4 separate regions of the Homo sapiens genome follow, and regions 1, 2 and 3 are each linked to region 4. A link is a contact called in ENCODE Hi-C or POLR2A ChIA-PET data. All regions are on one chromosome and are shown on one strand. The core of a region is the stretch at or near the end of the contact, and the rest is flanking DNA. Distances in the headings are between cores, read along the strand shown. Region 1 overlaps CCDC88C (coiled-coil domain containing 88C). Region 2 overlaps CCDC88C (coiled-coil domain containing 88C). Region 3 holds the start of GPR68 (G protein-coupled receptor 68). Region 4 holds the start of TC2N (tandem C2 domains, nuclear).

Region 1 (7,717 bases), core at 49-2,548, 550 kb before region 4:
TTGAGATGGAGTTTTGCTCTTGTCGCCCAGGATGGAGTACAATGGCATGATCTTGGCTCACTGCAACCTCCGCCTCCCAGATTCAAGCAATTTTCCTGCCTCAGCCTCCTGAGTAACTAGGACTACAGAAGCCTGCCACCACGCCCATCTAATTTTTGTATTTTTAGTAGAGACGGGATTTCACTGTGTTGGCCAGGCTGGTCTCACAGGTGATCCGCCTGCCTCGGTCTCCCAAAGTGCTGGGGTTAACAGGCATGAGCCACTGTGCCCGGCCAACCCTTGCATTTCTGATTGCTGTTGCTTCTGGTCTAAAGGTGTGATTTCCTGGGTCCTACCTACCCCTGATGGACCCCTCATCTTTCTCATTCTGTGGTTCTTTGTCCTATACTCCGGTCCATCCCCGAAGAAGACCTGTGCACCTGATGAACCTGCTGGGCTAAGGTATGGGATGGCTGCAGACTTTCTGGCCCCCAGAGGGTTTCCTGTCCTCCCTGCAGCCACTGGCATGGGCAACAGTCTCATGTGGTGCAGCATTAGGTTTTCCTGGGAGTTGTGGGTGCCAGGACCCTGCCCCTCAGCCCCCAGGCTGCATGTCTTCACATGAGCTGCTCCTGCCTCTCATGACAGGCCCCCAAAGGGCTGCCCCTCTTCCTCTAAAAATAAGGATTCTTTTTCCTTCCTGACTCAAAGAATGAACTCTTATGACTTCAATACAAAGCTACAGACACAGAGGAGGGAGGGGGCTTCTCTAGGACCCATGGAGGTGCCTTGAGTTAGAGAGAAAGATGTTTTAACTTCAGGGAACTATGGTTTCCAGAGGTCCCAGACCAAAGCAAGCGTGCAGCCTGGGCTACATTCGGGGTGAGATGAAGAGCCAGGTTGGCACTAGGGGCCCCCTGTGGGACTCAGCAGGGCCAACGGGCTTGCTTACTGACTAGGAAATGCCAGCTGGATGGCTGAGGTTGGAGAGGGAAATTCAGGATGAGCTGAGCTGGCTGAGGGTTGCCAGGCCTGAAGCACAGCCTGCCTCCTGCTGGTGCTGAAGGGTTCACCTGTCAAATGCTGGCGAGCACCCTCTACGTGTCAGACTCTGGGCTGGGCACTGGGGCCAATAAAACAGTCAGTGAGACATGGACAGAGAGTGAAGGGAGAACCACCCTGCAGGGTCGGGCCAGATTCCAGCCAGGCTCAGGGCAGGCCAAGGACGAGAGGGAGGAGAGAGCTCCAGGCTTCAGACACAGGACAGCCCTGCCTGCAAACAGCGGCCCCTCCCTTCCGGCGCCCCCACGACCAGAGAGTGTGTGCCAAGACAGGGCCTCCCGAGGGCCACGGCAGGAGAGGCTGGCGTCGGGCCAGGGAGGAAGTGGGTAGGGCCTGAGAGATCAGCATAAGGAGTTGTGGTGGGTGGGCGACGCCCCCGCCAGGTCCTGTTTGTACAGAGGAGGGGCCACAGCAGACAGGACAGGGCAGAGAGATGCCTGGGCACCACCCTGGTGACCTGCCAGAAGGGGCCCCAAAATATCACTAGGCCAGAGAGATAATACTGCAGGCTTTCTGGGGCAGCGTCGTGAGGACCTGCAGAGCTGGAGGTTCTCATCTTCCTAAAGGGCAATTATTTTTATCATGGCCAAGGTTGGGCTGCCACTTATGAAGACATTTCCCGTGCTAGGCCCACATGAATCTAAGAAACCAAAACACTGAGTCAGCCACAGTGGCTCACACCTGTGCTCCTAGCACTTTGGGAGGCTGAGACCGAAGGACTGCTTGAGCCCAGGGGTTTGAGACCAGCCTGGGCAACATAAAGAGACCCCAGTTCCAAAAAAAAAAAATTAGCTGGGCGTGGTGGTACGTGCCTGTGGTCCCAGCTATTCGGGAGGCTGATGTGGGAGGATTACTTGAGCTCTGGAGGTCAAATCTGCAGTGAGCCATGGTCACACTACCGCACTCCTGCCTGGATGACAGAGCAAGACCCTGTCTCAAAAAACCGAGTCACTTTCCCCATGCTGCCCTGCACCAGAAGATGTGGCATGAGACGGGGGTGTCTTCTGTTGTCCTACAAAGAGAGGAAAAACCACCTGGCAGCTCAAACGCTGCAAGGCACACAAAGTTCAAAGGGACAAGAGTGAGGAGCCTCGTAGAAGTCCCATGAGGGAACTCAAGGGACCAGTTCCCAGGAGTGGGGGACCTGTTCCCAGCCTCAGAGATCATGAACCTGCAGAGTGGCTGGGTGCAGTGGCTCACATTGGGACGCTGAGGTGGGCAGATCACCTGAAGTCAGGAGACCAGCCTGGCCAACATGGCGAAACCTCATCTCCACTAAAAACACAAAAATTAGCTGGGCATGGTGGCACATGCCTGTAATCCCAGCTACTTGGGAGGCCGAGACAGGAGCATCGCTTGAACCCAGGAGATGGAGATAGCAAGGAAGCTGAGATTGCACCACTGCACTCCAGCCTGGACAACAGAGCGAGACTCCGTCCAAAAAAAAAAAAAAAAAAAAAGAACCTGCAGAGCCAAGGGACCCAGGTGTCCTGCCACAGTCATGCCTCAGTAAATGACACTGCCAGGACTCACAGCTGGATGGCTGAGGTTGGAGAGGGAAATTCAGGATGAGCTGAGCTGGCTGAGGGTTGCCCATCCTGCATGGCAGTCAGCCCGCAAGAACACTCTGGCCTCCTCCCTCGACTGGAATCTGACAGCTGGTGCATTCAGAGCCCACAGTACACCAGTGCCTCCACAGTGTGAGGCAGGTGGATGAGAGGTCCTCTGACCTGGAATGAGCAAGACCTGTCGGCAATCCCTAGTCTCTCATTGGCCCCTTCCTGCACCTGAGAAGGAATCTGCCATGTGACAGGGATCCTCTTAACTGTAGAACAAGACTGGCTTGCAAACTCTCATCTGTTCACCCAGGTGTCTGGCTTCTACTCTGCTCCCAGGAAGACCTAACAGCTGTCATTAAAACAGAACACAGTTCAGCTATCTCTTCTTCCCCATCCCATAAACCCAGGGGAGGGAGAAAGCACTGACCTGCTTGTTTTACCACAGCAAGACCCTAAGGTGTTCCGTCAGTGGCCTCACACATACAGACCTAGGCTTTGCAGCCCCAAAGATGTTCATTATCACTTTAGTCAACAACTCAACGTCTGGTATTCGGTACCTTACTGGTTCTTCTCCCTGGGTCCCTATTGCATGCTTTATAACAGTGCCCTGCTCTCTTTTTATTGAGTGCTTACTATGTGCCGAATCCGTCACACACACTACCACCTCTAATCCCCACAACAGCCAGCATAAGAAATGTGTGTCTGGGGCCGGGCATGGTGGCTCATGCTGGTAATCCCAGCATTTTGGGAGGCCGAGGCGGGTGGGCCACCTGAGGTCGGGAGTTTGAGACCAGCCTGGCCAACATGGCAAAACCCCGTCTCTACTAAAAATACAAAACTAGCTGGGTGTGGTGGTGGGTGCCTGTAATCCCAGCTACTCGGGAGGCTGAGGCAGGAGAATCACTTGAACCTGGGAGGTGGAGTTGCAATGAGCTGAGATTGTGCCATTGCACTCCAGCCTGGGCAACAAGAACAAAACTCAGTCTCAAAAAAAAAAAAAAAAAAAAAAAAAAAAGAAATGTGTGTTTGGTTGTTGCTAAATTTCCTGGCACAAGTTTCGAAAACCCTTGGAATCTCCAAAGGGATAGGTGTCTTTCTTGTATGCTAAGATGAATGAGGACTGGGGGCTCCTGGAGAGCCTCAGGATGGGAGCTGGTTGCCAAGGGAACCAACCATGTTATTAGAGAGATGAAACTTTCAGGCCTCCCCTACCTCCAGGGAGGAGACAGGGCCTGGAGGTTGAGCTAATCAAATGGCAAATGATGTAATCAATCATGCCTATATAATGAAACCTCCATAAAAACCCAAAAGGACTTGGTCAAAAAGTGTCCAGGTTGGTGAACATGTGGAGGTGCTGGAGGGGCACCCGCAGAGGACAGGGTAGCGTGGCACCACTCCCCGCACCCACCGCCCTGTGCATCTGTTCTGCCTGTGCGTTGTATACTTTGTAATAAACAAGGAATACTAAGCCATCTAGGCAATAGCGGAGCCCACGAAGGGGGTGGTGGGAACCTCTGATCTGCAGCCAGCCGATCAGAAGCACAGGTGACAATCCGGACTTGGATTGGCACCTGAAGTGGGAGGCAGTCTGGTGGGACTGAGCCCTTAGGCTGCAGGGTCTGTAGTGTCAGAATTGAGTTAAATTGTAGGATACCCAGCTGGTGTCCCCCAAGAACTTGAGAACTGCTTGATATGGGGAAAACCCCACACCCCTGGTATAAGCAGTGAGGTACTGGGAGCAGTGGCGTGGAAGAGAACGAGGGAGTTTTCTTTTTACAGGCAGGCACCCCATCAACCCCATTTCACAAATGAAGACAATGAGGCACAAGAAAGTCACATGTCCGGGTCATCCTCTAATGGCAGCGAAGCAGGGACAGGGCCACGCCTCCTCTGGCTCTCCCCAGTCCTCACTCCCATTCCTATTATAATCAGCGGTGACTGCGCCTGGATTCTGTCCACTGCCTGACACCTGCATGCTCTACCTGGCCCCCTCCTTGTCTGTGCTCCAGACAATCACTGGGGAGGATGGGAGGGTGCCCAAGGGTTCTGTGCTTCCCCGGTGGCCTAAGGAGGCCGAGGTACCTTCTTGCTGAGCTGGTGGTTCTCCTTCTCCAGCTCCCCGCACTTGAGGCCGCTCTCCTCCAACACCAGGGACGCGTCCCGCAGCCCCTGGATGGTGCTCTGGAGGCTCTGATTCTCCTTCTCCAGCTTCAGGATGCGGCTGGACGCACATTCGTTCAGCTCAAACACAAACGACTTCCTGGAGGCTGAAGACAAAGTCCAGTCAGAGCCCAGTGGTCTGTGGGCCTCCACTTCCACTCTCTGCCCCAAGCTCCGAGATGGTCATCAGTCCCGGAGTCCAGGGTCTAAGGGGCTGGGGAGGAGCTCCCACAGGTCAGCTGGGGACCCTTCCTCCTGCCCCTCCACTCCCAGTGCCCGAGGGCTCCTCTGCAGGCTTTGCTGGGGTCTGTCAGGGCAGCAATCCAGGGCTCAAGAAGGCGGCAGGTTACAGTCCAGGAGCCAATGCAAGGGCTGTGTCACTTCTGGGAACCATCTGGCTATCAGGCTGCTATCCTAACTGTCCAATCAAGGATTTTAGAGGCTAACAGAGATGACACACAGGTGACATTTTCCATACCCCCCAGAGCATAATGGACATCTCGGCTGCTCAGCAGGCAGGGGCACGTAACTGACCACTCCCGTTGGCCATGGGTGGTAGAAAGCTACACTGGAACATGTGTCGGGCACTTGTCAGCCTGGATGAGATGCTATGCAGAGATTTCTTTCTGTGACTTCACAATTATGTTGAAGAAAACTGTGATAGTGTATGCAAATTACTTTTAAAATTCTAAATGAGATGAAAAATAAGCTAAAAATAGTAAAAGGCAGACTATCTACTCTGCTTTTAAACAGCTCAGGTGCAAATGGAGAAGGGAAGAGTCTTGAGTCAGGAATGGGAGTTCCTGGCCCCCTCCTGCCACAAGCAGGTGCATGATTTTAGGTAAGTCATGGGGTTGTTTTGGGGAGGGGAAAAAAAAAGGTATGCAAAAGCCCTCTTAAGAAAGGAGCCCGGTTCTTCCCCCCTTCATTTACCCAACCCAGTGCCACGTCCTCATCTCTTGGGGCCTTTCCACACTGTTGCTAATACAGCGATTCCTCCCCCTACCTCTTCACCCCAGGGGCTGTGGGTACAGGGGGGTGATGGCTTTCACAGCAAACACATAAATCTGGAAATGTGTGTGGTTCAGATTCCCCGGGTGATCATAAAGACTGAACAGCATCTCGTTTCCCTCTGAGTCTTCATCCTCTACCAAGGATAACGACATGGACCACCCAACAGGCCAGAACGCCCTAAAGACCCAAACCAACAGCAGGCGAGAAGTGGAGGGGATGGTGTGTACCTGGCCCCAGCCCAGCACTGACACACACATAAACACACACACACTCCACATACAAGGACGCTTGGAGGGCTCCATCCCAAATAAGCTGTAAATGAAACTAACCTAACTTCAACACCAAGCCTCAAATAAGACTCCATTATTTCAAAACCTGTGGTCATCTGGACAGTGTCTCTGCAGAATTCATGGGGGTGAACCCATTTTTAAAATTACAGAAAAATATATTTAAAAAGTACCATTTTAGCCATTTTAAAGTGTTTGGATCTGTGGCATTAGGTACAAGCACACTTTTCTGCAACCATCACCACCATCCCTTTTCACCTTCCCAAACTGACCACAGAGATTAATTTTTAAGGTTCTGTGAGTTAAACAATGGAATCGATGTTTCATTTCCTCTTCCATTAAAGTCAGTGCCTTGAAGACTATTAAAACGACACAATGGTTTACTACTAAAACGCCAGTGTTTCTCTTTTTTTTTTTTTTTTTTTGAGACAGAATCTCACTCTCTCACCCAGGCTGGAGTGCAGTGGTGTGATCTTGGCTCGCTGCAACCTCCACCTCTCAGGTTCAAGCGATTCTCCGGCCTCAGCCTCCTGAGTAGCTGGGATTACAGGTGTGCACCACCACGCCTGACTAATTTTTGTACTTTTAGTAGAGGCGGGGTTTCTCCATGTTGGCCAGGCTGGTCTTGAACTCCTGACCTCAAGTGATCTGCCCGCCTTAATCTCCCAAAGTGCTGGGAATACAGGCATGAGCCACTTTGCCCGGCCCAGTGTTTCTTTACTAGTGCAAATCTCGTCAGCACCCCCCAGCAACCAGAGTAACTGGGTATGTCTTAGTAAGACAGACAAGAAGAGCTGCCCTCTACAGAACACACCAAGGGCCAGAGCCGGGGTTCCTGCTTCACTGTTTTCTCTCACTCATCCTCACAGTCATCTTGTGAGGCAGGTTCATTACCCCTATTTTGCAGGTAAGGAAACTAAAGTTTTAAGAGGTTAAGTACTTGCCCTAGGTCACCCAGCTAACCAGCAGAGAAGCCAAGGCTTTATGCCAGGTCTTTCTGGCTCTCGAAGCCACTGCCCCATACACTCAGGCTTTGCTTGCACGATGCCATCATTCTAGCAAACACTAGAATGATGCCAGCTCCTAGCTAGGCACTAGGAGTTGACAACACTAAGAATAAATCACGGTATTAACTTTAAAGAGCTCACACATTATAGAAAATGGTCTAAATCGGTGAGGCCTTCTCACCAGCCACCATGGTCTCTAACAAATATTTAGTTGATGAGAGACCATCCTAGCTGCTTGTACCACCTCTCTGCTCCACCAGGGGGCGCCCCCAACTTGGACTTCCAGAGGCAAGGGATTTGGGGGAACCCCCTTGTGCAGCCCTCAGGCCCCAGAACTACGCACAGATATCAAAGCACAGACAGCTAACTTCTCACACAGATTCACAGTGAAACTGGTTTTAGGTTCGGAACTGATAGGAACCCCCAAATGCAAGAAATATTCACCTGTTTCCAATAACCTTTCCAGAATGCTTAGATGTCTATCAGAATTTTTTAAAGCCACCCACTAAACAAGCCAAAAGCCCCATCACACCCTGGAAAGTCTAAGTAACTATGAACTTGCACGATCACGTGCACGGGAACGGTGAGCGTGTGCTATTTTCAAACACAGGAACTGGCTCATTGTTTGCCGGGGCTGAGGCTTCCTGCG
Region 2 (7,075 bases), core at 1,851-4,350, 520 kb before region 4:
CTATTTTTGAATTTTTAGTAGAGACGGGGGTTTCACCATGTTGGCCTGGCTGGTCTTGAACTCCTGACCTCGTGATCTGCTCGCCTCGGCCTCCCAAAGTGCTGGGATTACAGACGTGAGCAGCCGTGCCCGGCCTTAAAATATTTCAATCTAAACAATGTTATAAAGAATATCATGGTAGCTAATTCTTTATGCATTCCCTTTTTAAGCTTTTCATATTGACAAACTGCCCTGCAGACAGGCTCTGCCATTTCACCCTGGGAAATGTGTGGTGATTCCCATTTTCCTACCCTTGATCAACATTTACCTCACCACTTTCCCAACTTTGTCAATCAGGCCAAAAATCCTGTTTCGTCATTCTGAGCTGTGTCTCTTTGATTGTGCTTGGGGCTGAATGCATCTTCACCTGTTTATCTATCTCAAACACTTAAACAGCAGCAGAACACCTGCGCCTAGACGATGGGCTTGGTCACCCAGGAACTGTGTGTCCCAGACAAGCCATACTCTGTCTCCAAGCCTCAGTTTCCACATCTATAAAATGGCCTGGGTAATGTGCAGGGTTCCCTTTCAGGTTCAAAAAAAAAAAAATCTATGTGTTCTTTTTCGTTATATCCTATTGTATTGAGGAAGAAAGGACATGCCAGAAATAGCTTTCTTCTCTTAAAAGACTTAACCAACTCACACACTGGGCTACAGTGTCCCAAAGTGTCAAAGACTGCCGGGATGAAAAAACCAAACCGCCGTCCTGAGAACCAATGCTGCGGTTCATTTCAGATCCCTGGGTATAAGTAGTGAATGAATATGCGACCTCCTCCTAAGACCCCTCAACTGAGAAATAGCTAAAATTGGCTTTCCTTGAGATAATGACATCATTGTCAAGCCTCAGAACTGGGAACTGGGGGTTCACTGAACCAGAAACACACCCCGCCCCCCAGCCTGAAGGCAGGGCAGGGAGAGACTGGTGGGTTGGACCACAGGGTCTAAGGCCACTTTCCTGCTCTGGAGGACACACCTGAGAATAAGGCTCAGCGTTGCAAAGCAATCTTCTAAGGTTAAATCCTTCTCCTGCTAGTAAGTGTAGAAATTCATCAATATTTGAAATGGAAAAATTCTCAAAATCTTAGGATTTTTTTTTTTTACTTGAGATCTTTTATTTGGCCCAAGATACTCTAATCCATAGAATAAATATCACCACAGTGACTCACTTCCCTATTAACGTGGAGCTATTCATCAGCCACTTAATTTTAGTTTCGATAAAGAGAAAAGGGGCTGGGCACAGTGGCTCATGCCTGTAATCCTAGCACTTTGGGAGGCCAAGGTGGGAGGTGAGGTCAGGAGTTCGAAACCAGCCTGGCCAACATGGTGAAACCTCGACTCTACCAAAGGTACAAAAATTAGCTGGGCGTGGTGGCACGCGTCTGTAATCCCAGCTGCTTGGGAGGTTGAGGCAGGAGAATCACTTGAACCCAGGAGGCGGAGGTTGCAGTGAGCTGAAATTGCTCCACTGCACTCCAGCCTTGGCGACAAAGGAAGACTCTGTCTCAAAAAAAGAGAGAGAAAAGGGAATGCCCACATGAGTGTTAACAAAGCCTCCAATCAGTCTTTCTGACAGTGCTTGCCGGCTCAGCCCAAGTCACCCACCTCCCCCTTTCCCTTTTGTCGGCCCACAGATCACTGGCAAGTGCTCATCACATGCCCATGCTGGATATAAGAGGCACAGACCCTTCCCAGCCGTCACTGGCTTGTCTTCCTACAATGAGACTCACTTTTTGAAAGGCCACTCACCTGGTACTGTACCCACCACAGGAGCTGAAACACTAAGAAAGCACTTAAGGGCCTGAGATCAGCCCAAACAGAAGTCAGGGTTTGCACAGAAAATCTTTATGTACTCTATTCGCAGCAAAGTCCCCAAATAAACTAATTACATCACACTGTAGAATCATTTGGACAACTCTGGTGATCCATTTCCCCAGCCCAAAGCACATTACAACAGCAAATTAAAAGGGAGGAAAGTGCTAGAGAGGCTCACTGATGGTGTTCTGAGAGCAAGGAAGAGACCAGAAACCTTGCACACACACTAGAGGGCTCAAAACTACACTCTGAGGCCGGGTGAACTCAAACAAATTTACAAGAAAAAAACAAACAACCCCATCAAAAAGTGGGTGAAGGACATGAACAGACACTTCTCAAAAGAAGACATTTATGCAGCCAAAAAACACATGAAAAAATGCTCACCATCACTGGCCATCAGAGAAATGCAAATCAAAACCACAATGAGATACCATCTCACACCAGTTAGAATGGCGATCATTAAAAAGTCAGGAAACAACAGGTGCTGGAGAGGATGTGGAGAAACAGGAACACTTTTACACTGTTGGTGGGACTGTAAACCAGTTCAACCCTTGTGGAAGTCAGTGTGGCGATTCCTCAGGGATCTAGAACTAGAAATACCATTTGACCCAGCCATCCCATTACTGGGTATATACCCAAAGGATTATAAATCATGCTGCTATAAAGACACATGCACACGTACGTTTATAGTGGCACTATTCACAATAGCAAAGACTTGGAACCAACCTAAATGTCCAACAACCATAGACTGGATAAAGAAAATGTGGCACATATACACCATGGAATACTATGCAGCCATAAAAAATGGTGAGTTTTTGAGATGGAGTCTCGCTCTGTCACCCAGGCTAGAGTGCAGTGGTGCAAGCTCAGCTCACTGCAACCTCTGCCTCCTGGGTTCAAGCGATTCTCCTGCCTCAGCCTCCCGAGTAGCTGGGATTACAGGCGCACACCACCATGCCCAGCCAATTTTTGTATTTTCATTAGAGATGGGGTTTCACCATGTTGGCCAGGCTTGTCTCAAACTCCTGACCTCAAGTGATCTGCTTGCCTTGGCCTCCCAAAGTGCTGGGATTACAGGTGTGAGCCACTGCGCCCAGCCAAGACCCTATCTCTATTAAAAAAAAAAAAAAAAAAAAATTAGCCTGGCCTGGTGGTGCACTATTTGGGAGGCTGAGGTAGGAGGATCGCCTGAGCCTGGGAGGGTGAAGCTGCAGTGAGCTTTGATTGTGCCACTGCACTGTAGCCTGGGCGACAGAGCAAGACCCTGTCTCCAAAACAAACAAATAAACAAAAAACACCACAAAAACAAACAACACTCCGAGGCTGTTTGGTGACAGAGCAAACGGTTCTACTCTCTCAGCACCCTGCAATCACACACAATGACAACCCTGAGTTCATTCATTCCCTCATTCATCCCAACACCCATTAGACATCAAGAAAACAATCTGACCCACAGCACAGGTTAGAAGAGTATGGATTCCTGTTTGCTAAGGTTTGTAACAGGAGGGAAAAAGGCTTTAAAGGTAGAGAATTAAGTTTAGAAAAATATTCATGAAAAAAATAAACTCTTTGGTGATGAACAGGTTACTAAGAAATTCACCTCTGCCCTCATTCAAATGAAGCAGAGTGATGCTTGCTCTCACCAGGCTGAGTGAATAGAAACATTTGCTTATTAACAAAAACATCCTGTGATCCCCACCCCTACAGATTCCTACAAAATTTTTTTTTAAAAAGCGCCCAGGGCGGGAAGCAGAAGTTTCCTCATTTCTCATGAGAAGCCGATGCCCAATTTCTTTCAGGATTTCAGTCATAAGAAAAACCGCTATTTCCATAAATCTACCAGATTGTGGGTTTTGAATAGTTTCAAAACACAGCAGAAGATTCCCTCCTGGGTCCTTGCCAGTAAGACTGGCTCAGTGACACAGTCAAGCAGGCCAAGATCAAACAAACCTACAGACAGCTCCCTGCCAAGTACCTACTATGTGCTGGGAGCCAAACCAGCAATCAGAAAGCTGATAAATGCTATGGGAACCCGGGAAAGGAACTTCTAATTTGCAGCAAGGCCCAGGGCAAGGACTCTAAAGGGAATAACCTTTGAGCTGAGTTCCACAGATAAGGAGGAGACAGACTTATCGGGTAGGCAAGTGTGGGCTTTCCAGGCCCAGGGAACAGCACATGCGAAGGCCAAGAGGTAAGAGAGCACGCTGCTTGTCAAAGTATAAGTGCTTTATGGTTACACTTACTCGAGCTGCTGTTCAGAGGGAGAAACGGGGGCAGGTTATAAAACGACGTGAATTTCTACACCAAAAAAGTCACAAGCAACCACTGCGGGCGGGGATCGAGAAACATCAGACCGGACACACTCCACACTTAACACAACTACACTCTGTTGAGAATAGGAGAACCCCTGGGGGAATCCCAGGACGGCCTGAGTCAATAGCTGAGTCTAAGAAAAACCTTACCTTACTACCTGCTTCCTGGAGTCTTGACACAAAGAAATTCACCCCAGCCTTTCTTAGCAGAAATGCAATGCAGGCAGGCCAACATAAGCTATATAGAAAGCTGCAGACGTTAACAGTCATAAGCTTCCAAAACAAAAGGGAAACTGCCTGATAGCACACGTTTCTAAGGGCAGAGGTGAGGATAGAAAAGTAGTTGCACAATTAAAATACACCATCCTCTAAAATGTGCATTATATCAAGGTTTGAAAATTCCCCGACTTGCTAACTCTGAGTCCATGGCAGACATGATTAGTCAATCACAGCACTTTCTGACTTAGGGTGGAACTAGGCCTCAGAATCCTTCTGAACACAGCCCTCCACAGACTACCAGTTAATGGAAGTTAACACATGGAACAAAACCTATCTTCCTTCCATGACTGGTACATAATGTGTATAGTCCTTTTTGACTCCACTCTGGTTCTTTAAGCTGTAGTCATGCACATGTTCAGAAGACACTTTTTTTTTTTTTTGGAGACAGAGTCTCACTCTGTCACCCAGGTTGGAGTGCAGTGGCACAATTTCGGCTCACTGCAAACTCCGCCTCCCGGGTTCAAGAGATTCTCCTGCCTCGGCCTCCCAAGTAGCTGGGACTACAGGCACCCACCACCACGCCTGGCTAATTTTTGTATTTTTTAGTAGAGACAGGGTTTCACCATGTTGGCCAGGCTGGTCTTGAGCTCCTGACCTCAAGTGATTCATCCGTCTTGGCCTCCCAAAGTGCCGGGATTACAGGTGTGAGCCACCATGCCCAGACAGAAGACACTTTCTGATTTCTGGATACAGGAACTAATTCTTGTTGTGTATAAACAATGACTGAGGTGTGAAGCTGGGGATTTAAGCAATGGCAGGCAAGCATCCCTTTCCCTTCCTGCCCCAAACTGCACACTCTCTGCCCTTGCTGGGGTCAAAGGCACAGTGATGTCTCTCCACAGACGAACAGGGGTCAGAGATAAAGCAGTGAAACTGATTCCTCTGTCTTGCTAACTCAGCTCCCCACAACCACAGAGGCCCAGGACCTGCAAATGACCAGCCAGGCTCAGGGTTTAACCCTCACAACCTGGAAGGACTGACCATATTCCATAGAGTAATTCTGCCCTTCCCTCCTACAGACCACCATTACTGCACCTTAATATACGGCATGCTACCATGTGACTTAATTCTAAAAGCAATCCCCCGAGGACGGCATGATGACTCCATCTCAGAAATAGAAGGATGCAGCTCAGAAAGGCTGAGTCACAGAACTAAGATCTGTCCCCGGGTCCACCACTACCTACCATCTCCTAACTTATTTATGTTTCCTTCCAAAGCAGGGAGCTATGTGGTTTCGCTTCTGATCCCGGTGGTCCCACGCAGGTTGTTTAACCAGCGTTTGCTGACTGAGTGAGGTTAACTGTTAGCATCAAGTACCTGGGTTAGAACCGCAAAGAGAGCAGTTTCAGTTTCTCTCTTCTACGGCACGTATGTGTGCTTACTTATTCTACATTCTCTTCTCTTCTGGCTTACATGCTGGTGTGAACCACTAACTGCTTTCCCTGGTTTTGTACTTAAAAACCAGTTATTTCATAAGGATGCTCACGAGGCTGTCACAGTGATTTGAAAACAGCAGTGCACTGAACACGACCCTGTTGTCTCTCCTCAGTACACGGGCACACCCCAACACTCACTCACATGGGCACGGCTCTGAGGGCCCTCCTGAGGGCTCAGCTTACAACGAGAAGAGCTGTTTATTATTATTTTAACAGTTGGGGTACTTCCTAGGCACTGCCGAGGAATACTCAAGGTGGAGAGTTCCCCGTGGGTGGGCACATGGGGATGCTCCATCATATGTGTCCCCACCCATGGGGAAGGAGGCAGGCACCTCTACGCACGGGCTCACATTCTGGGGAGCGGCCCCTGTGGAATCCTCATGTCACCACGTGCCCCCACCCCCCGGCATTAACATAACCAGGCACACATATTTATCAAACGTGGACTCTGGCAGGCGCTAAGCTGCATGCCTGTGTGGAATGGTGCAGGAGCCTCCCGGGGGCACTCTGACTAGTGGCCCTTTACTCTAGTGTCTCTCTGCTGCCCATGTCAAGTCAGTCCCACCCCCACAGATACCCCAGCACCACCACGCACAACAGACGACAGCTACCCCCAGGTCATGTAGAACACTTTGAAATATCAGCCCCTCGGAGCACCCTCACCCCAAAAATGACCTCCTACCCCACCTGCCTGCCACGCCTGCAGAAGCTGAGAGCGAATTCATTTCCCAGCACCAAACAACTGAAGACCAGAAAAGCAGAATCAGCCACAAGCCTGCAGCTTGAGACTCAAGTTTGCCCTGGGAAGGGGCGAGGAGCTAGGGCAGGCAGGGGACGCTCTGGGAAAGGGTCCCTCCCAACCACCACGTGGAAAACTCAAACATAAAGACCTTTGACAAATAGCATCTCTTCCCTCCTCCGCAGACGGCGGTGGCCACAGAGAGTAGGGCTGCTGGAAGCCATGGTGTGGCTGTTGCAGCCAGCGGCGTTCTCTGTGTGCCTGGGCCATCGCTAGGAAGTTTACTAACAAAGTCTGGTCTCCAGGCAGATCCGCGGGTGCTTGGAGGCCGGCGTGTGGGCCGCACTGTGACGCTCGGCTGGGCTTGGTGTCAGCCAAACTCTGCACCTTCCTAGGAAAGGAAAGCCTCGGCTCCTGGCTTAAGTGCCCCAGCACCGCACGTGGACTGGAGCCCTCAT
Region 3 (6,728 bases), core at 1,542-4,041, 620 kb before region 4:
GATTCACGGGTGGGGGCCTCACCCTGTCAGGAAAGGCCTTCCTGAGCATCGGCAGTTACAGTAAGATCAGAAGAAAGAGGAAGTGCTGCCGAAGCAGAGGAGAGTTTCTACCTGTGGAAAATGTGTGGAAACAGACGAAATGCAAGAGGAAGAGAAGGGGCAGCTCTGCGGAACTGAAAGTAGGTTGGTGTGACTGGATCTAAATAAGAGGTAGGCAGGGCGAGAGAGGAAACAGTGTGAAGCTGTAGAACTGGCAAGTAATTACAAGGGAGGTGGGGAACAACCAGGGGCAAATTGGAGATTTTTCTTGGTGCCTGGTCCTTATAGCCTCCCCAGAATTATTTGTTGGATGGATGGTGGAGAGGTGGGAGGGTGAATGAGTAAATGGAGGGATAGGGGTAGCCAGATAGATGGATGACTGGATGGCTGGATAGATGGATATATGGGCAGCTGGAGAGGTGAGTGGATAGATGGGTGGGTGGATGGATAAGTGGATGGGTGAATGTGTAAATGGATGCATGGGTGAGGGGTAGAGGGATAGAGGGATGAGTGAATGGGTGGACAGACGGACGTATGGGTGGGTGGATAGGTGAGCTGATGGAAGGGTGGGTGGGTGGGTGGGTGGGTGGCTAAGTGGATGGGTGAATGTGTAAATGGATGCACAGGTGAGGGGAAGATGGATAGATGGATGAGGGAATGGGTGGCAGATGGATTATGGGTGGGTGGATAGGTGAGTAGGTGAGTAGGTGAGTGAGTGGATAGGTAAGTGGTGGGGGGTTGAGGCTGGGTGCTGGGACAGTGAGGATATCATTAATAGAAACAGGAAAGTGAGGAGGAGGAATCACCGTGGTCCCCTCTCTGCTCAGCCTGCCTGAGCTGGTCTGAGGGTCCTGATTTTTCACCAGTGCCTTCCCTTCTACTGTTCCCTGAGGACAGGCACCCCCAGATGGAAACTCTGACTTGCCCTCTACCTCATCTCCACAGGAACCTTCCTCCTCAAAAATCAAAGAACACAGTGGATGCGAAAATATTCCATAAATGGAAAAACGTAGATGTAGAGAAGAACTAAGCCACATCTGTCGAGGGCCCTGCACTTGCCAGGCAAGTTTCTGAATGTCTGTTCTCTCTTTCAACACCACTCTCATCAGCTCCCACTTTACAGATAAAGAAACTGAGGCTCAGAGAGATGAACCAACCTGCTGAAGTCTCTGCAGTTGAGATGCGGCAGGCCAGGTCTGGAACTCGGACTGGTCCATACTTTCCTTCATGCTGTGCTGACTATCATGATCATCCCAGAACCACCACCCTCAAGCCCCCAGCTCAGCCAAGCTCCAGTCCTCACAGATGCTGCAGCAATGGCCACCAGGCTTGGTCCTGGCCTGGCCCCTTCACCTGGACTATGCTTTAGCAGGTCAACCATGTTTTCAACGCCCACTGAGGAAAACCAGCCACGTGGCCAGTCCGTAGTTTGGGAAGGCATTGGAGAAAAGAATCAAAATAACACTTTATTACCCAGCTAAAAAATTGAGAAAAACTATAGAGTGACTCAACGCCTGAAAGCAAATCTTTAGCAAATGCAAATCAGCATAGAGGTCTCTGAGGACTTTAATGACCAAGAGAAATTAAGCTCCCAACAGGAAGGAAAGGCCTCTCTGACTAAGCTAGGAGTCTCTTGCATGTCCCAAGTCAGAAGGCGGAGGTGCCTAAATGCTGGATTCCAGCTGGCACATAAATAGTGATCTAACTCGCCCCCCCTTTCGTGCAGCACACACCGGCACGCACACAGACAGTTACTCATGGTGCCAGGGCTGCTCACGGAACCCCAAACCCACAAGAGCTGGGGAGTTTCCCCAGGGCCCAGCTTCCTTTTCCTTCAGTTGGCCAAACCTCTGCATGCTTTAAGCAAGGCTGTTTCATTTTCTGAAAGTGCTTTATTTTTCCCTCTGAGGAGAGGGGAAACATCAGGATGCATTTTTCCTTAGTCCCCATTTTCCCCCCAGATCGCCTCACTCCAGCAACAACGTGGACCATAGCATCTCACTTCTAGAACCCTTGTCACTGTTTCAAAGGTCAGTCCCATCTGGGCCCACGAAGTCCCTGTGAGTCAGGTGGGCTGGCATTGCTAAGCCATTTCTCAGAACCTGAAGCCCAGAGAGGCTAATGCAGGGAGGCTCAAACTCACACAGTCAGTTGGGGTGGATCTGAATCCAGAACCCACGTGTCTAGGCACCAACTTGCTGCCTTTGAGCTTTTTGGATCACAAGCAATAGCAAGAAATACACCTGACATCGCGACCCAGAACACAGACACACACACACACACACACACACACACACACACACACATCTGTACAAAGCAACAAACTTCCCCAAAGCAATACTTACCCTACTTCTTGCCACGCACTCTGATCATTTCTATTCTATTTCAATTTTTTAAATGCAGGTCATGAGCTATGAAGTTGATTTACTGACCCATGAATGGGTCACAACCCGCAGTTTGGAAACAGCTGGATGGACCCCCACCTGTGCTTTCCAGCTTCTCCTAGAGCCTCAGGGCCCCAGGAAGGCAGTGTGGTCTCTGCAACCAGGTGAGGAGCAGGCAGCTGCTGAAATCAGGATGGAGGGAGTCCTCTGAGGGGGGACTCTGAAACGAGTCCTCTCTGACTCTGCCTGCCCCAGCTAGGCTCTGCCTTCAAACCTCAAACAGCTGGGCTTCCTGCAGAGGCTCTGCAGGAGCCTGGGCACCCTTGCAGCCACGATCCCAGCTCTCCCTCCAGCGACTTCCCGCAGCCTGAACCTCCCAGCTCCGGCTAGAAAATCCCCAGCTGGAGGCTGCCCATTCCCGAGCTGAGGCAGAATCATGTGAACTCCAATCTGGTGTCAGGCTGGGCGGTTGCCGAGGAACCACTCGCCAGCCAGAGGCTGAGGGCGGCGGAATGGCTCTCTCCACGCATCTTCCTCTGCTCTCCATGCAACCCAGAGTCAGTGAGCAGCCTCGCTGGGAATGTGAAAGCCTGAGCTAGGGGCAGGTGCCCTCAGGACTGTGGTGGGGGGATACAGGAGGAGGGGGTGGGCTAATTCTAGCCACCTTTCAGCACCTACAGGATACCGGGATCCAGGCAAGGGTGGGGGAAGCCGCCAACATCTGGGTCACTGGGGCTCAACCCTGGCCATGTGCATGAGAACATACCTGGGAGCCTACAAAAAAAATACCAATGCCCGGGCCCCACCCGGGGCTGGTTAAATCATGTTTCCTGGAAGTGACGTGCCAGCATCAGTGGCTCTAAAGCTCCCTGGACTGTTCTAAAGTGCAGTGAAGGTGGGCAGCCACGGATGTGGTGAAGCAGGTAGGATCCTGTTTGGCAGAGCAGCAGAGCGAAGGCAGTGGAGCTAAGGCTCTGGGCATCAGTAAGGATAGGGCGGGCATCAATGTTTTCAACTGTGTCGGTCCCCAGAGAAGGAATCAAGCCCAGGGCTCTGGCCCCGGGGGCCCTTCTGGCTCTCAGGAGCACTTACTAAACTCCCTCCCTCACACACATAACACGGAGGATGGAAAGGCCCAGCATTTTGGCGTAACCACCTCCCTCCAAGGCAGACTCCTTGGAAGCTGATTATAAGCTACGTTGCCAGAGCCAGGAAGCCAACAGATACGGTGCATGGGGCCACTGGGGGTGCGAGTCCTTCCTGCTGGAAGTGGCCAGAGCCCTGTGCTTGGTCCCTGCTCTGGGGACCAACACAGTTTAAAACACTGATGCCCATCTTATTCATGCCAAGAGCCTTGGCTCCACTGCCCTCACTCTGTTGGTAGGGGGTCTAAGGAAATCCCCTTCAGTGGGGCCTGGGCCCTCCAAGCAAATGCTACCACATAGCAGGCCTTTTAAAAACTATTTCCGGCCAGGTGCGGTGGCTCACGCCTGGAATCCTAGCACTTTGGGAAGCCGAGGCGGGTGGATCACCTGAGGTCAGGAGTTGGAGACCGGCCTGGTCAACATGGTGAAACCCCATCTCTATTAAAAATACAAAAATTTGCTGGGGGTGGTGGCGCATGCCTGTAATCCTAGCTACTCGGGAAGCTGAGGCAGGAGAATCACTTGAACCTGGGAGGCAGAGGTTGCGGTGAGCTGAGATCATGCCATTGCACTCCAGACTGGGCGACAAAAGCGAAACTCCGTCTCAAAAAAAAAAAAGTTTCCTACGTCAGTTGCTTCTTGCAGGCCTTATGTTACGAGCAAAGGCTTCAGCTTGTTGTGGTGCAGTAGCGTGCATTTAGACACACGTGCTACTTCTGAGTTGCGGAAGTGTGGCTGGCTTTCCCTGATGTCATATAGGAGGACGCGGGGTTAGGAGCACAGAACTGACTTAGCAGTGACTGCCTGGCTTACCCCTAGGACACAACCTGCCAGAGAGAGCACCTCTGGCCCTCTACGGGGTGGCCTGTCCTAACAGGGTGTGCACACACCGGCCGTCTACACCATCATCGTCTATACCTGCAGGAACCACTAATGGCATGGTGTCCCCTCCCGCCTCCAGCCCTGCCAGGGGCTGGCAAGCTGCCCCAGCCCCTCTGCTGGCAGCATGTGCCCTACTGCACCTGGAGTAAGGACCATGCCTTTGGGATGAAGGAGGGGTGAAACTTTCTTTGGTTTTACTCAAATTGGCTGAGCCCAGGTCTTTGTGAAATGCTAGCTCAGTAAGAGAAAAAAGAGCCCATGCTCTCTCATGTGCTTGGCCCTCAAGGAGTTAGAAAATAGCCTGGAGTGGCTCAGTGCCAAGAGCTCCCTTTACCATTTCCTGAGCATTTGCTTTGCACCAGGTGCTGTGCCCATCCTTTGTTTAATCCTTATATCAACTCTGTGTGGCAGGGATTATCCTGTTGCCCAGGCTGGAGTGCAGTGGTACCACCTCCACTCACTGCAACCTCCACCTCCTGGGTTCAAGCAATTTTCCTGCCTCAGCCTCCCAAGGAGCTAGGATTACAGGCATGCGCCACCACACCAGGCTAACTTTTTTTTTTTTTTTTTTTTTTTGAGATTCGCTCTTGTTGCCCAGTCTGGAGTGCAATGGCGTGATCTCGGCTCACGGCAACTTCCACCTGCCAGGTTCAAGCTATTCTCCTGCCTCAGCCTCCTGAGTAGCTGGGATTACAGGCATGTGTCACTATGCCTGGCTAATTTTGTATTTTTAGTAGAGATGGGATTTCTCCATGTTGGTCAGGCTGGTCTTGAACTCTCGACCTCAGGTGATCCGCCCACCTCGGCTTCCCAAAGTGCTGGGATTACAGGCGTGAGCCACCACACCTGGCCCTAATTTTTGTATTTTTAGTAGCGATGGGGTTTTGCCATGTTGGCCAGGCTGGTCTCAAACTACTGGCCTCAAGTGATCCACCTGTCTTGGCTTCCCAGAGTACTCAGATTACAGGCGTGAGCCACCGTGGCTGGCTGAAACAACATCGATTTCTTATCTTGCAGTTTTGGAGGTCAAAAGCATGACATCGATCTTACTGGCTAAAATCAAAACTGCAGTCTGCAGGGCCGCATTCTTTCTTGAGGCTCTAAAATCCATTTCCTTGTCTTTCCAGCTTCTAGAGACTTCTAGCATACTTTGGCTTGTGGCATCTTCCATCTTCAAAGCCTACAGCAGTCAACTGAGTCCTTCTCACATCACATCTCCTCTTCTGACTCTCATGTTCCCTCTTCCACTTCAAAGGGTCCTTGCTTGTGACAATGCTGGATCACTCCTTACTTTAAGGTCAGCTGATTAGGAGTCTTAATTCCACCTGCTGCCTTAATCTCCCTTTGCCACGTAAGGTAACGCAGTGGCAGGTTCTGGGGATTAAGAACTGGGCCTCTTTAGAGAGGGCATTATTCTGCCTCCCACACCCACCTTGTGATACTTACTTAAAACCCTGTATAGTGCTGGCTGGGTGAGGTGACTCATGCCTATAATCCCAGTACTTTCGGAGGCTGAGACGGGTGGATTGCTTGACTCAGGGTTTGAGACCAATCTGGGCAACATGGTGAAACCCCGTCTCTACAAAAAATACAAAAAATTGGTGGGTGCAGTGGCATGTGCCTGTAGTCCCAGCTACTCAGGGGGCTGAGGCTGGGGAATTGCTTGAGCCCAGAAGGTGGAGGTTGCAGTGAGCCGAGATCACACTTGGGCGACTAGAGTGAAACCATGTGTCAAGCAAAACAAAACAAAACAAAAACCCTGTACAGCGCTGCTTCTCGAATGTTAGTGTGCATGTATTATACATCTCCCAGGAATCTTGTTAGTGTATCTTCTGGTTCAGTTCAGTAGGTCTGGGGTAGGGCCCGAGATTCTTCCCTTCTTTTTTTTTTGAGATGGAGTCTCGCTCTGTCACCCAGGCTGGAGTGCAGTGGCGCAATCTCAGCTCACTGCAAGCTCCGCCTCCCGAGTTCACGCCATTCTCCTGCCTCAGCCTCCTGAGCAGCTGGGACTACAGGCGCCCGCCACCACGCCTGGCTAATTTTTTGTATTTTTAGTAGAGATGGGATTTCACCGTGTTAGCCAGGATGGTCTTGATCTCCTGACCTCGTGATCTGCCCTCCTCAGACTCCCAAAGTGCTGGGATTACAGGTGTGAGCCACCACGCCCGGCCTGATTCTGCCCTTCTAACATGAACTGAGGACCACCTTTATCTCTTGTATCCCCATGGCAATTGCTATAATGCTGCACAAGTGTTTGGACTAAATAAATACTTGATAA
Region 4 (7,061 bases), core at 4,480-6,979:
CTGAGGCAGAAGGATCGCTTGAGCCTGGAAGGTGGAAGTTGCAGTGAGGCAATATTGTGCCACTGCACTGCAGCCTGGGTGACAGAGTGAAACCATGTCGTTGGAAAATATATATATATATGTATATATATGTTTATATATGTATATGTGTGTATATGTGTGTGTGTATATATATGCATTGCATCTGACTCAGCAACTCAATTTTGTAATTTTAACTCATTTAATCAATTGGTCTTAATTTAAATTATAGGCTGGGCATGGTGGCTCACACCTGTAATCCCAGCACTTTGGGAGGCTGAGGCGGGCAGATCACTTGAGCTCAGGAGATTGAGACCGGCCTGGGCAACATGGCGAAACCCCATCTCTACCAAAAATACAAAAAAATCAGCCAGGCGTGGTGGCGGGCACATGTGGTCCCAGCTACTTGGGATGCTGAGATGGTAGGATCGCTTAAGCCCAGGAGATGGAGGTTGCAGTGAGCTGAGATCACACCACTGCACTCCAGCCTGGGTGACAGAGTAAGACTCTGTCTCAAAAAAAAAAAAAAAAAAAGAAAGAGAAAAAGAAGTAAAGCATGGATTCAGAGTTTGAGCAGGCGAGGAAGAGGAAGAGAAAGAGAATCAGACCCATATCTGCCTTCCTCTTGGTTTTCACCTCAGCCGTCAACAGGTTTGTTGGTCTTTGTTGAACCAGCAAAGGAGCGGAGTGGGGCTGAGGGAAATCTGGTGAAAATTAAGATCAAGAGCAGCCTCGAGGCAATTTCCTAGGATGGAAGCCTCCTGCTGCTGCAGATCAAGTGTGAGGAGCACAAGGCAACTTGGCTCAGCATTTGCTGGAAGGAGCCACTTCCTCTCCTCCCTGCGGCCTGCCCCATCCCTGCAGTCACTCCAAATGAGGCAGCCTGCTTCTTTTTGGTGTGCCTTATTGTTCCAAAACTTCTTGGAGTACACCTGGGAACTCTTCACCACCTACTGATGAAAAGTCCCAGCTTTTATGGTGAAAAATGATGTCCCGGATTCTTTTCTTTAATCTCATTGAAGGCCCTAACAAGATAACACATTCCAAAGTTCCAACAGAACAACAACAACAACAAAAGCCAGAAGCAAAGGAGTCTACCTCTCTGTATGACTTCTGAGTTGAAAGGATCTCCTTGACTAATTATGGTTTTACTGAAAGATGTAGATGATGATTTTAATAGTGCCTTTGCTCAACAAAAATGTAGCTGTTACTGGCCCATAGGGCTGCTTCTTAGAAAGACTGGTGTGGAAAGACTGGCTTAGAAAGACTGGCTGTGTGGAAATGCCAGCCTTGGGGCGGAAACCTCCATGAGATCTTTTTAAATGTGGAACTAGAACAAAACAAAATAAGACAAAACAAAACTATGAGGTTACAGCATCACCATAAAGATCTAAGGTATCTACAAATATCATAGCTTGGTTTCAGTGACATTACCAAACCAAACTGGAGTGGGCTTGCCCAGCGCAGTAAGGCCAAACGTTCATACCAAAGTTTTATAGTGGGAGAAGGAAGGGGATTGATTAGCAAGACACCAAGCAAGGAGAATTGGGCAGCTCACGCCTAAGACCTGACCTCCCCAATGGCTTATAAGCAAGGGTTTCTAAAGGCAGGGGTAAACTTCAGGAAAGTGGAAGTTACAAGCAAAATTGTAAATCGATATATGGAGGTTATATACTGGTTTGGCCTAAAAAGGTGAGATAGCTTGAAGTGGGGGGCTTACAAAGTCATAGGTAGATTCAAAGATTTTTTGATTTGCAATTGGTTAAAGAAGGGAAGCTTTGTCAAAAGACTTGGGTTCAGCAGAAAAGAATGTGGGGTCTGGCCTGTGGGTGTGACTTCCTCCAGGCCCTTCAGGAAAAAGTTTAGAACAAAGAATGGAGGCTGGGCATGGTGGATCACAGCTGCAATCCTAGCACTTTAGGAGGCCAAGGTGAAAGGATCACTTGACGCCAGGAGCTCAAGATCAGCCTGGGCAAAAAAGCGAGACCCCAGACTCCATCTCTACAAAAAAAAAAAAAAAAAAAGCCTGACATGTTGGCACGTAGCTGTAGTCCCAGCTCCTCGAAAGGCTGAGATGGGAGGATCACAGGACAGGAGGTCGAGGCTGCAGTAAGCTATGATTACACCACTACACTCCAACCTGGGCAACAGAGCCAGACCCTGGCAAAAAAAAAGAAAAAAACCCAGAATAAAGAACAGAGGTCAGAATTCAGTCCTCAGAATTCAGTCCTCAGTTCTCCCTTACCTGAGGTCTGCATGCCAGGGGATCCATTTGGTGGGGGTCTGGGTTTCTGAAAAACAACTCAGGGATATATGTTAAGATGTTACCTTTAGTCTCTGGAGGGAACCAAACATCTCGCAACTCTAACTTCCCTGGCTATTGTTTTAAGCTACTATTACCTTCTTGTTTACCAAGTTGCTCCTTACTTCTCAGGGCTAGCTGGGTGCCTGGAATTTCCCTTGCAGGAACTCAAGATTTCGCTTTATTTCCATGCTTGTAGGGGAGTAGGGGGAAGGAGGCCCCTAAAAGGGGTCCCTGCTTCATCTCAATGTTGGCTTTTTTGGTAAGTTTTCAGATCAGGGGATGTAGAACGTTCACAAATAAAACAATCCACACTCGCTTTAGGGATAAATTATGAATGGTTCATACGTTAAAACTCCAAAGATGCCAAAGCACCTACCCTATTTTAAAGCATAGTAGCTATCGTGATACAAGCCAGTTTTGCAATGTCAAATTCATTCTGAGTAGAAGGTTGGAAACGAAGACTTAGAAAAAAGGAACAGGTTGAAACCAAAACAATCCTACCCAAACGAAAACTTCTTTTAAACAGAATCAAGTGATCCAATGACTCTGTGGCCTTAAATCAATGTTAATTAATTTCTCAAATCCTAATAAACAGGTATCATAATGGCACTGTATTTGTATGTGTGTACAATTTACCCTGCCTTCATCTTTTTTTTTTTTTTTTTTTTTTGAGACAGACTCTCGCTCTGTTGCCCAGGCTGAAATGCAATGGTGCAATCTCAGCTCACTGCAACCTCTGCCTCCTGGGTTCAAGCAATTCTCCTGCCTCAGTCTCTGAGTAGCTGGGATTATAGGTGTGTGCCACCACTCCCACCTAATTTTTGTATTTTTAGTAGAGACGGGTTTCACCATGTCGACCAGGCTGGTCTTGAACTCCTGGCCTCAAGTGATCTGCCCACTTCGGCCTCCCAGATTACAGGCATGAGCCCCTGTGCCCAGCCCCCTGCCTTCATCTTTACATTATTGCTCAAGAATATCCCAAATTCCTGAAAAAGTCACTGCCTGTCAACATGCAGTTCCCCTCTGAAAGAACACCAAAATGGCAATTCAGTAGATCACTCCTGTGTTGACACCTATTTTCTCACTTTAATGATTTATTTCTCTGATGGCTGCTGGCTAAGATTCATTATTAAGAACCATTAGTAAGTCAAACATTCTAACTGGAGGCTTTCATCCCCGCAAAAGCTACCAAAGTGATAAATTTTGCCTCTGTGCACTCCTTTGTCTTGGAGCCTCTTGGTTTTTTTTTTTTTTTTTTTTTAAAAAAACATCTTTTAGCTATGTTCAGGGATTCCAACAAAGATATCAGCCATTTGTTAAGTAACAGGACTAAGAAATTTGAAAACAAAAATATCAGCACAAGGAACAATCTGTATATTTGTTTGTAGTTTATAAGCATTGGCCAATTCCAAAATAATGAAGAGATTTGCTAAGTGCTCACGTTTTTTTTCAGATAAAAAAATATTGCATTTAAAGTAAACACAAATTGTATCAAAAAGAAAAAGTTTATCTAGCATTTATTAGTGTTTCCTTTCAAAATACTTAATAATTCTAAGCAGAGGCAACTTATTCTAAATTTCAAACACATGTCTATAAATTTTCATAAGAATTTTTCTTGTATAAAACAGATGTCTTAATAATTTTTAAAATCTAACTAAAATAATTTTGTGGACCCTGCTACTGCACCTACCACATTATATTCCAGTTTTGTCGTGTATGCTGCATAAACCCCTGGCTAAAGGTGTTATTAAAAAGTTATTAAAGTTTTAGATTAACTTTTTATAAAGTTTTAATAACTTTTAAAGTTATTAAAAAGTTATTAAAGGTGTTATTAAAAAGGTGTTATTATAAAGTTATCGGTGGACTGTCTATCCTGTTCATGTCTCTGAATCCAGCAACCGGCTTAACCAAAGTGGATTCTTAACCAAAGTATGTGATCCTCTCAAGACAAAGACCTTTTACAAACAATATTTCATCTGGCAAGAGGGGAGTAGAGGAGAGTTCCTTTGTCAAGTCTTCTCTCTGTGGGTGACCCCGTTGGCTCAGAATGAACAACTTGGGCACATTACAGTAACCACCCAGGCCACAAAAATGCGTTGAAACCACTGAAAATGAAATAATCAGACCTACTTAAATGTTTTTACCATCTGGGCAAATAACACCCCAAGGGCCAAGACTTACCTAAGAAAGTGTCTGAAGTATGTTACCCAAGCCTGAGAGGCAACAGGTAGGTGGATTTTGTGCCAATTAGAAAGTGTTATGATTGGCAAACCACTGCAAAACTCTGAAATTGCAGTGAAATGGAAATGCTGGCTGTCATCCCCAAAGTACATTTCAAGGAATCACAAAACTTCAGAATTAGAAGCAATTATTTAGGATGAACGTTTTCACCCACATGAAAGTTGGAAGATGAGGTGGTAACACGAGAGCTTTTGCAGGCGTCCCTACTCTTAATCCTGCGCCCCTTCCACCTTGGTACCCTTCATTCTTCAGGACCTGATGGAGTGGTACAAAGCAGAGGTCACTTGACAAGCTCAGCCCAGCTCCTGGATGGGGCAAAGCTGACAAGGAATAGGCACAGGGAGCCTGGAGATCTCAGGGTCCAGGAAACAGCCTGCCCCATTAGAACTGCACAGCAGAGCACAGCACTGGGATCAGAGAGCAGGCTCATCCCCAGTCTTGTACAAAAAATAACATTTGATGATTCCCAAGGGGTAGGTAAAGCAAGTAGCATTTGGGGTTCCAGCAGCCTCTAGAACTGTTTCCCAAATGTTTGGAGCTTGACTTTGCAGTATACACTTTGCCCTGGACTGTTTTTCTCTTAATTTTTAGGCCCAAGTGTATTTTAAGGTAAATGGATCCCACATGCCTCTGGTGCATTTACACTGAACCCATCAGACCACATTTTGAAAGCGCAATTTGAGGTCCAAGAAGCCCTTGGAGGCTGCTTTTATGAGCCTGAGTTTCTTTTCTTAGAAGCAGGAAGCCACATTTTGACATGAACAAATAAAACACAAACCTTAAAGACTCGGATCTGGTTCCAAATGTGGCACCTCTGAAACCAGTGGGTCCTCAAATCATCAAGACAGAAAGCTTCCCAGTTTTCTTTTTGAGAAGTTCATGGAGACTTACCCCTGTGTTCTGTTGAGCCCAGAGGCAGTGGTTCGGAGGCGCTCGGTGCAAAGCTCACGTAAACCTTCAGCATTTCTGATTCCATCCTTCTTCCCAGCCCCTGAGTCTCCCTACACAGCAGGGACCCAGGCTCACTGCTGCCTTCTGGCCTTTGCTTTTCGGAGCCGAGCTGAGTGAGTCCCAAGGGAATCACCCTCTGTTTTATAAGCTTTGAAACCAGAGCATCCTGAGCCATTTGGTGCTGATGTGATTGCTAACACCACTTGACCCTGACTGAAGAACCACAACTAGGCATGGTTTAGATGTGCTTAGTTAGAGAAAAAAATAACCACAGCCAACAGCAAAGTGAGGTGTGTGGTGTGGGTGTGAGAAATGCTCTTGGGGTGAGGAGGGAGGACTTGCAGCTTCTTGGATGCTACAGGGCGTGGAACATGCTGTTTCCTTCCACTGAAGGCCTAAGATACTACTAAGTGGAACAGGAGAATTCCCTGGCCCCCTCACAGGATGTGCAACAGGGGTGTGGCTCTCTCTTCAGCCACCCCAAGCTAAAACCCCTTATGGGAAGGGGAGCACGCAGACAGGCAGGTGCAGGAACCAGGGTGAGCACTTTTGGGCCCCAGCCCCATGACAGCATCCCGGGGTCGGTGTCTGTGACTTCCAAAGCCCGAGTAGGCACTGAAACAGTGCAGTCTTTCAGCCTTGCCATCCGTGGACAGCTTAAGCGTTAACCAGCTTAGTGGACCCTCTCCCTTTTTGCCAGGGCAGAGGGCCAGTGTGACAGTTTCCTGTATCCCGAGCTCTTGTCCAGCATCCCGGAGGGATCAGGTCACACATGGATTTGCAGGATGAATGCAGGGGTTTTATTGAGTGGTGGAGGTGGCTCTAAGTAGGATGGATGGGGAGCTGGACAGGGGATGGAGTGGGAAGATGATCTTCCCCTGGAGTTTGGCCATCCAGTGGCCAGTTTTCAGATCGTCTCCAGTCGAATTCCTCCCAATGTTCCTTCTCTTCTCTCCTTCTTTGCCGTGCTTTTCTGCCATTCATGTCTGCTCATCTTCTTGTCTCCCCGTCTGCTTCTGGAGCCTGGAGCCTGGGGTTCAGGGTTTATATGGGTACAGGATAGGGGACATGGCAGGCCAAAAGGCAACTTTTTAGGGATGAAAACAGGAATGGCTGTCCTCATTTAGGGCCATGGGTACCCAGGCTTGAGGGTGGGGCCTTTGCCAGGGAACCACCCTCTTCTACCCAGTATTTCCCTGTCTCCTGTCCATATCACAAGGATCTGTGGAATGCCTACTAAGACTAGGGGTCCAGGACACAACTCCTGATAGGCACTGTGGGGGTCCTTAATGAATACCTCACCAACAGGTAGGATGGGAGCACCCTCAGATGGATCTGTAGACTCCACCTCAGCTATCAGGGAGTGCACTTTTTTCCTGAAGCCTTGGGTTGATTCCTGGGATGGCACATAAAGACAGCCATCCCAACCTGTTCTCCTGTGACTTGCAATGTTGACTCTCTTGGCCCCTGCACAGGGTTCTAAGACTTGAAGGATGTCCAGAGGCCCTGACCAGGAAAAGAATAATGTATCCTACAATGAGCAGAA

What was found. Hi-C counts contacts between places; a loop is a spot of excess contacts on that map. ChIA-PET counts read pairs that join two places held with the same protein, here RNA polymerase II (POLR2A). Pooled maps may share reads with other maps.
Region 1: a loop to region 4 is called in a map of CD8-positive, alpha-beta T cell, with 3 times the contacts of the local background. The contact joins the enhancer-like site here to the promoter of TC2N in region 4. A Hi-C loop is called at or near these places in 5 of 168 maps with a recorded cell type or tissue (CD4-positive, alpha-beta memory T cell, CD8-positive, alpha-beta T cell and naive thymus-derived CD4-positive, alpha-beta T cell), 4 of 37 single-sample maps with no recorded cell type and 13 of 50 pooled maps.
Region 2: a loop to region 4 is called in a pooled map, with 4 times the contacts of the local background. The contact joins the enhancer-like site here to the promoter of TC2N in region 4. A Hi-C loop is called at or near these places in 7 of 50 pooled maps. POLR2A ChIA-PET finds 5 or more read pairs at or near these places in 3 of 52 experiments (CD4-positive, alpha-beta T cell, Caco-2 and activated T-cell).
Region 3: a loop to region 4 is called in a map of naive thymus-derived CD4-positive, alpha-beta T cell, with 5 times the contacts of the local background. The contact joins the promoter of GPR68 here to the promoter of TC2N in region 4. A Hi-C loop is called at or near these places in 3 of 168 maps with a recorded cell type or tissue (CD4-positive, alpha-beta memory T cell, CD8-positive, alpha-beta T cell and naive thymus-derived CD4-positive, alpha-beta T cell), 4 of 37 single-sample maps with no recorded cell type and 14 of 50 pooled maps. POLR2A ChIA-PET finds 5 or more read pairs at or near these places in 4 of 52 experiments (T-cell, activated CD4-positive, alpha-beta memory T cell, activated CD8-positive, alpha-beta T cell and 1 more).

The regions. Positions count from the first base shown.
Region 1 is chr14:91,316,438-91,324,154 of GRCh38, forward strand. It overlaps CCDC88C (coiled-coil domain containing 88C), which reads right to left. Exons shown (of 30, transcript NM_001080414.4): 13 at 4,683-4,867. Among named protein-coding and RNA genes, the nearest start is that of GPR68, 76 kb to the left of the region's middle. RefSeq lists an enhancer at 1-63. Within about 2 kb of position 1,299, at least 23 of the 41 ENCODE cell types and tissues checked have a DNase peak (open chromatin) inside an H3K27ac peak, as active enhancers do; they include CD8-positive, alpha-beta T cell, where a contact is called at or near this core.
Region 2 is chr14:91,345,356-91,352,430 of GRCh38, forward strand. The region is part of intron 4 of CCDC88C (coiled-coil domain containing 88C); the gene reads right to left. Among named protein-coding and RNA genes, the nearest start is that of CCDC88C, 69 kb to the right of the region's middle. RefSeq lists enhancers at 3,907-3,986, 5,364-5,413, 5,534-5,583. Within about 2 kb of position 3,101, at least 3 of the 41 ENCODE cell types and tissues checked have a DNase peak (open chromatin) inside an H3K27ac peak, as active enhancers do.
Region 3 is chr14:91,241,913-91,248,640 of GRCh38, forward strand. GPR68 (G protein-coupled receptor 68) reads right to left here and starts at 2,792. Exons shown (of 2, transcript NM_001177676.2): 1 at 2,385-2,792. RefSeq lists enhancers at 1,320-1,429, 2,489-2,990, 2,510-2,559.
Region 4 is chr14:91,861,807-91,868,867 of GRCh38, forward strand. It overlaps TC2N (tandem C2 domains, nuclear), which reads right to left and starts at 5,730. Exons shown (of 12, transcript NM_001128596.3): 1 at 5,456-5,730. RefSeq lists an enhancer at 5,896-5,945.